Regions from separate parts of the Homo sapiens genome. Here regions 1 and 2 are each linked to region 3. A link is a loop called in an ENCODE intact Hi-C map of the cell type or tissue named here. Cell type or tissue: heart left ventricle. All regions are shown on one strand.

Evidence for each region. A loop is a pair of places that touch in the nucleus more often than their neighbours do. Peaks named below come from ENCODE experiments on the same cell type or tissue, not always from the same donor. Only the 100,000 strongest peaks of a DNase experiment are listed, where the experiment ranks them.
Region 1: a loop joins it to region 3, with 4 times the contacts of the local background. A loop is called at or near these places in 26 of 110 quality-filtered maps.
Region 2: it touches region 3 in a loop (4-fold over the local background); 43 of 110 quality-filtered maps call a loop at or near these places.

Annotation. Positions count from the first base shown.
Region 1 is chr3:42,546,268-42,548,767 of GRCh38, reverse strand. SEC22C (SEC22 homolog C, vesicle trafficking protein) reads left to right here. Exons shown (of 7, transcript NM_032970.4): 7 at 1-799. Among named protein-coding and RNA genes, the nearest start is that of VIPR1-AS1, 15 kb to the right of the region's middle. In heart left ventricle, CTCF peaks have their summits at 928 and 1,143 (motif pointing right); a DNase peak (open chromatin) is centred at 1,127; H3K27ac peaks cover 335 bases.
Region 2 is chr3:42,122,146-42,124,645 of GRCh38, reverse strand. The region is part of intron 1 of TRAK1 (trafficking kinesin protein 1); the gene reads right to left. Among named protein-coding and RNA genes, the nearest start is that of TRAK1, 32 kb to the right of the region's middle. RefSeq lists enhancers at 1,017-1,116, 1,297-1,566, 1,687-1,876, 1,957-2,136. In heart left ventricle, no CTCF peak of the experiment used is centred here; a DNase peak (open chromatin) is centred at 1,204; H3K27ac peaks cover 914 bases.
Region 3 is chr3:42,442,897-42,445,396 of GRCh38, reverse strand. No RefSeq gene overlaps it. Among named protein-coding and RNA genes, the nearest start is that of LYZL4, 34 kb to the right of the region's middle. In heart left ventricle, CTCF peaks have their summits at 1,163 and 1,378 (motif pointing right); a DNase peak (open chromatin) is centred at 1,366.

The DNA of each region.
Region 1 (2,500 bases), 100 kb before region 3:
TCATTTTTTTCACTCCAAAAGGTAGCAGCCCCTCTTCTTCCCACCCTGGACCTGCCTTTCACTCCCTGGGCACAGAGCGCATGGTACCATTGATGTTTGGTTTATTCCAGGATCCAAGGAGCTGGTTCTGCTGGTTGGACCAAACCTCGTGAGCCAGCCACCCCTGACCCAAATGAGGAGAGCTCTGATTCTCCCATCCGGGAGCAGTGATGTCAAACTTCTGCTGCTGGGGAAATCTCATCAGCAGGGAGCCTGTGGAAAAGGGCATGTCAGTGAAATCTGGGAATGGCTGGATTCGGAAACATCTGCCCATGTGTATTGATGGCAGAGCTGTTGCCCACAAGCGCCTTTTATTTAGGGTAAAATTAACAAATCCATTCTATTCCTCTGACCCATGCTTAGTACATATGACCTTTAACCCTTACATTTATATGATTCTGGGGTTGCTTCAGAAGTGTTATTTCATGAATCATTCATATGATTTGATCCCCCAGGATTCTATTTTGTTTAATGGGCTTTTCTACTAAAAGCATAAAATACTGAGGCTGATTTAGTCAGGGCAAAACCATTTACTTTACATATTCGTTTTCAATACTTGCTGTTCATGTTACACAAGCTTCTTACGGTTTTCTTGTAACAATAAATATTTTGAGTAAATAATGGGTACATTTTAACAAACTCAGTAGTACAACCTAAACTTGTATAAAAGTGTGTAAAAATGTATAGCCATTTATATCCTATGTATAAATTAAATGAGGTGGCTTCAGAAATGGCAGAATAAATCTAAAGTGTTTATTAACATGTGTCTTTGCACTTATGTGAAAAATTCCGAGTTATGGATCCTTTGCTAGACAGTGTGATGTGGGCCTGACATAATGGGAGGGGGTTGTTGAAAGAAGTGAAAGTCAGGTCATCTTGTCCAGTGAGGCCTAGACAGGCGCAAGGGCTCAAATAGTCTTTAGTACTAACCCCCAACCAAAATAGCAGTCACAACAATGCCCTGGGGGCTGGGAGGCCTCCCCAGTTTGCAGGCTCTGCCCCTGCCCTGCTATGTGCAGCAGGCACTTTCCGTGCTCCGCGTTTTGGGCTCTTGTCTACTGTGAAGGTGAAGTTTCATCTCCCAGGACCAGCCTGACCACAGAATGGCCACCAGGGGGCGCAGCTGCCGGCCACCTCCTCAGGTTTCCAGCCAAGGGAAGGTGGCCTTTAGCAAAGGCTGTTCCTATAGCAGCTAATAAAATTCCCAGAAAGAAAGCAAATGCACTATCCTCTCCTGACCATCCTCTAAACACATTGGGGAATTCACTCTCCAAGAGTCTCTGCACCATCTGTCCTGAATCAGAATCTTTTGGAGGAAGGCAGTGACTTCCAAAATAAACATCTGAGTTATTGGGTGCTGGGATTTGGTAGTTGATAGTTTTCAGACACCATCTGCTTTAACCACTTTTTTGCTCAGGTTGAGAAGCTGAGGCTTGTTCTAGGGAGCCAGTGACAGTAAAGTTTGGAGCTCTGTTTCCCCTGAGGAGGAAACAAGTGGCTGTCCCCCACTTGGCAATACCCACAAAGAATAAAAGATGTTCCTTCTATGCCAGGAGGGCTGGATGAGAAGTTCTGGCTGGTGAGTTGCCTTCTTTTTTCTTGGGGCCTACCCCTTGAAGGGGCCCAGGTAGCAGAAGTGCTACCTGACAGCTGCCAAGCATCTTTGGGCAGTGCTAGTGGAGGAGAGGCTCTAAGGAGCCCACCTGGCTCTGCTGAGTCAGCACCAAGACATTGCTGGGATCAAATGTGGTCGGCAAATTCTGTGGAATACATTGAAGAACTTGAAGATTATCTTTGTGGCTTGTGGTGGAAAAGGACTTCTTAAGTCAAATGTGGACGGCAAAATCTGTGGAATATGTTGCAGAACTTGAAGATTATCTTTGTGGCTTGTGGCGGAAAAGGACTGCCTTAAGGCAAAATGATTGATGAATTTGACTATATACAAATAAGGATTTCATGGGCAAAGTTAAAAGAATGGGAGGAGATATTTATGATGCCAGAAACCACTAAGGGATTAATAACAGAAGAAATTCCTGTAAATCAGCAAGTAAGAGCAACCCCACTAGAAAATGTGCAGACAATTAACAGAAGAGAAAACGTAAAAAGCTAATAAGCATATGAAGAGATTTTAAATCATTAATACACATTCAAACAACAATAAGACCACCTCACACCTATGAGTTTGGCAAATCTTGCAAAGCTCTATGGCACTAAGTGCAAGAGGGAGTGTGGAGATGCAGGACTTCGTGCGAGGTGGCAGTGAGTAGAGAGGCACGGCCAATCTGCAGAGCCATGCCACTGTTAAGAGCTGAATTCTGTTCCCCCAAAATTCACATGTTGAAGTCCCAACCCATGAGAAAATAAATGTCTGCTTAAACCACCCAGACTGTGCTACTTTGTTAGGGCAGCCTAAACAAACTAATACAGCCTACTTACCCAAGTTAAGAGTGCACACCTTGTG
Region 2 (2,500 bases), 320 kb after region 3:
TCCATACACAGCTACCCTTGATCCACCACCTGTACCCCATAGCTCTTGGCCCAGGCTGTGCTCAGGGGGTGCATACTAATGCCTGTGACGGAGAACCAATTCACACAAAGCACATTAATGCAGGCCTTTAAAATGCAAACATGACAACATGGCAAACATAACCAGGATATGTACCCTACTTCTCTATCCCAGTGCTTACTCATCAAAGCAGAACACAGAGACTGAATTAAATAAGTGCTAATGGGTGAGTGGTAATTATCTATCAACTAATTCTGGCATCATCCACTGTATCAGCCTATTTGCATAAGGCATTCCCTATGATGGGAAACAGCCCATGGGAACAGCAGTGGTTTTGTCAACCCATAAATAAACCAAGTGCCTGTGGTGCACACAACTAGACAGGAGAGGAGAGTTAACTTGGTATTTTGTTCTAGGAATGACTCTTCAACAAAGAAAAATTATTCAAAAGATAAGAATATTACTGAGGTTGATTCTTTTTTTTTTTTTTAAGACAGTGTCTCACTCTGTTGCCCAGGCTGGAATGCAGTGGCACAATATTGGCTCACTGCAGCCTTGACCTCCGATCCTCAAGCATTCCTCCCACCTTGGCCTCCCGAGTAGCCAGGACCACTGATGTGCACCATCAAACCCAGCTAATTTTATTTTTTGTAGAGACAAGGTCCCTATGTTGCCCAGGTGGGTCTCGAACTCCTGGGCTCACGCAATCCTCCTGCCTTGGCCCCCCAAAGTGCTGGGATTACAGGCATGAGAAATCTTGCTGGGCCTGAAGTCAATTCTTATCAAAGTCACAGTACCAAGTTCTCGCTTTGAAGTAGAAAACAAAAATAAGAACCTGGATCAAGTGGAGGACCAAACTCACTCTTCAGTCTCCATCCCTCTCCAAGATATTAGAAGGGGCAGAGGAGAGAAAAAAAAAAAATACTTGTGACAAATAAAACCACACAATAGCAGGGAAAATAAAGAGGAGATGCTGAGGACGAACCAAAAGTATGAGGTATTCCTAAACACGGTAAGATAAAATTAAAGGAGAAAGGCCCAGTCTTACATATGAGCATTCACTCGCACATGCGTGCATGTCTGCACACACACAGGAAATGACTGGTGCAGTCAGTGGGAGTAGATCCTGGGGTGCTCCACACGGGAGGCTACTGTCACAGGAAGCAGGAAGGGCCAGGGCCAGGGATTCACTGCAGGGCCAGGGCCAGGGATTCACTGCAGAACCAAAGCAGGAACAGCAGGGAGAACCAGTCCCTTCCCTGTTCCCCCTGCTTGAGCCAAGGCCAGGAAGGCAGGAAGGCAGAAAGGCAGTAACTGTGGGGCCTGTACACACTCAGGTAGAACATGGAACACCTCTGCCTGGAAGAAGAGCAATGCCAGAGACTTTGTGTCAAATAAGAAGGCCATTCAACAGGTGAAAAAAATACGGATTCGTGAGAAAAGAGAACGTAGAGTTATGACTCATCACCCTTTGGGCAGGAGCCCACTGAGAACACCTGTCAGCACCCACCCCTCCCGCAGCTTCCTACCATTCCGTACTAACTGCTCTCCCTCAATTCAATATGCAAAGCTTTGCCATAGAGCATTTCCACTCAGGAAGTCAGCATGGTTTTCCAAAATGTCAAGGAAAGGGTTAAAAATGAGAAAGTGAGGACATTCAGAATTTTAGTTGGAGCTTTAGTCCTGGAGGGGGGACTCTATCTCACTGCTGGGACTTCTCTGCCTCATGGGGGAAATGTCACAGCAAGCATACTTGGTATTTCAGCCAGCCAAAAACAAGACCAGACCTGCTCCGTCACTTTGCAAAGCTCTGCTGGGAACAGAAGCTATGTCCTCCCCCAGGCAGAGCAATAGCCCAACCTCAAGGCAGAAGATTTTTCACATTTCTTCCCATCTCCCACTAGCAATAAACCACCATCCAAAGGCTCAAGATGGGCCCACAATAAGCAACATTTCCTCTTCTCACTATCAAGCAAAGAGTGAGTTCCCATGAAGTTCATCTCTAGGAAAGACCTCACAGCCACAAAATGCCACCATGTAACTGAGGGAACATGGGGTTAAACAGGGCTGACACCTAGTCGGTAGCATCTCTTGGCTAAACATGGATCTGGTCAAACTGTCTCCACAGCAGCTCCACAGAAGGCAGTGCCAGCCTATCCCTAGTAGAACAGGCAGGGAACCAACACATTCCCGCATGACACACCCACACAACAGGCTGGAATCATCTGGTGTCAATGCTGTTTGGTGGTGGGGAAGGCAACAGACTCCAGAAAAAAAAAAAAAAGTCCCTTCTAAGAAATCTCAGAATAATGTCTCACTTATGAGCATGCTTCCAGTTGCCCAAAAGTTGAGACTTGACCCGTCCTTCCATGTTTCCAGGGCTGAAGGTCAACCTATTTACAGTGTGGGTCCTTGTGCCCATGTGATATCTTTTTCCTTAAAGCATATGACCAGTGAGATAAAGTATCAAAAGGTAAGGCTA
Region 3 (2,500 bases):
AAATGGAATAAATTGGCCAAAACTTAGGGGCCACAGACCCCATGCAAGTCTAAAACCTGGTAGGGCACTCATTAAATCTCTGTGTGTGTATGTGTGTGTGTGTGTGTGTGTGTGTGTGTGTGTGAGAGAGAGAGAGAGAGAGAGAGAGAGAGAGACAGTCTCACACTGTCACCCAAGCTGGAATGCAGTAACATGATCTCGGCTCATTGCAACCTCTGCCTCCCAGATTCTCATGCCTCAGCCACCCACTCGAGTAGTTGGGATTACAGGTGGGCACCACCACACCGGCTAATTTTTGTATTTTTAGTAGAAACGGTGTCTCCATGTTGGCCAGGCTGGTTTTGAACTCCTGGCCTTAAGTGATCTGCCCACCTCAGCCTCCCAAAGTGCTGGGATTACAGACGTGAGCCACTGCACTGGCCTCATTAAATCTTAACACTCCAAAATAATCTCCTTTGACTCCATGTTCCACATCCAGGACACGCTGAGGCAAGGGGTGGGTTCCCAAGGTTTTGGACAGCTTTGCCTCTGTGGCTCTGCAGGATACAGCCCCTGTGGCTGCTTTTGCGGGCTGGTTTTGAGTGCCTGTGGCTTTTCCAAGGGCATGGTCCAAGCTGTTGGTGGATCTACCATTCTGGGGTCTGGAGGACGGTGGCCCTCTTCTCACAGTTCCACTGGGCAGTGCCCCAGTGAGGGCTTTGTGTGGGGGCTCCAACCCTACTTCCGGTACCAATTTTCTGTATTAGTTTGTTTTCATGCTGCTATAAAGGACTACTGGAGACTGGGTAATTCATAAATAAATGAGGTTTAATTGACTTACAGTTCCTCATGGCTGAGGAGGCCTCAAGATACTTACAATCATGGTAGAAGAAGGAGAAGCAAGCACCTTCTTCACAAGGTGGCAGGAGAGAGAGAGAGAAGGGGGAAGTACCACAGTTTTAAACCATTAGATCTCATGAGAACTCACTATCACGAGAACAGCACAGGGAAAATCTGTTCCCATGATCCAATCGCTTCCCACTAGGTCCCTCCCTTGACATATGGGGATTACGGTTAGAGATGAGATTTGGGTGAGGATACAGAGCCAAACTATATCAGATATTTTTTGATTTACAATGTGTTAGCAACACATACAAACCTTGGCCAACATTGATCTCAAAGTGCCTTTATTTGAAGGAGAGATTGATCCCGCGATCAGATTCAGATTAGAATCCAAGCCCTCTGGGTACAAGGTTTCCAGAGAGCCTTTGGGACCCTGTCGCATTCCACTGATCAGGCTGCCCTGTGGCAGTCCTCTGTTCTGAGCACACCCTTTCCATCTCTGTCCCATTGGCTTCAGTGAGAGCCCCAGCCATGGGCCATGTGGCAGCATCACCAGTAGGTGGCAGTGGCGCCACGTTCCTAAGGCTTTAGGCAATCCGTGTAATAAAAGGAGAGGAGCATGAGGAATGGAGCCCAAGCTTTGGAGCTACCCAGTAAAATGGGAATTACTGCTTTGTCACTTAGTGGTTGTAGGCCTTGGGTAAAGGGCTGGATTTGTGCCTGAGATTCTTCCTCTATACTGATAAATTTGTGTAGTTGTCAGAACTAATTGTGTCATTGTAGCAGCTTTCAAGCTAAGCTTCAATCTTCCAGAATCATAATTTACTGAGGCTTGTTATGTTTAGGTTTAGGCTTGCTGTAAGATCTTTACATCTATTAATTCATTTATTCCTCAGAAAAGCCTGCAAAACATACCCTGTTATCCTCATTTTCTAGGTGGGGAAACTGAGGCACATAGAGGCTCAGCAACTTGTCCAACATCATGCAGATAATGTAAGGCAGAGCTGGGATTTGAACCCAGTAAGTCGGCTTCAGAGCTCTCTTGTATAACTGCTTGGCTATACCACATCTAACACCAGGGGGTGTTTTGGTCGGCTCCCATGTTGCTGTCACTAGCTACAGCCCATGGCAGAGTACGTGTTTTCTGATGAAGAAGGAAGACAGCAAAATCAGAAAAAATACAAAGAGAGATGCTTCTTCATCACACCACCCCAAAGCCTTGTCAACTTTCCAGACTTCGTGACCCATGGACCTAAGATTCTGCTGAAAGAGTCTTCCACAAGACGTTAATATTTTCTGCAGCTGGGAGAAACAGCTCCCACCACTCTTGCAAATTACTTCCACTCCAAATGAGAAGCAGTCCTGCAGCCTGGCTGCTTAGAATATGTGGGGATTTGCGAGGGAGGCATTGCTGGCACTCTTCTGGGGCCATTACTTCCCTTTGGTGCCCATCCTGAGTGTCCAAAATGCATCGCCTAATCCCCCTTCACACATCTTGATGTGTTCCTGCATTCCTGGCAGACTACTGCTGATGCCAATGATGGCAGGAGACTCCTGAGCACTCGCTGTGGTGGGCTCACCATCTCCATGGTACTGGCAATGTCTTTGCCTTGCACTGCCCTCACATCACAAGGCTGCTGCAGCGGGCTCCTGCTCTGGAATCCCTCAGCCCATGCAT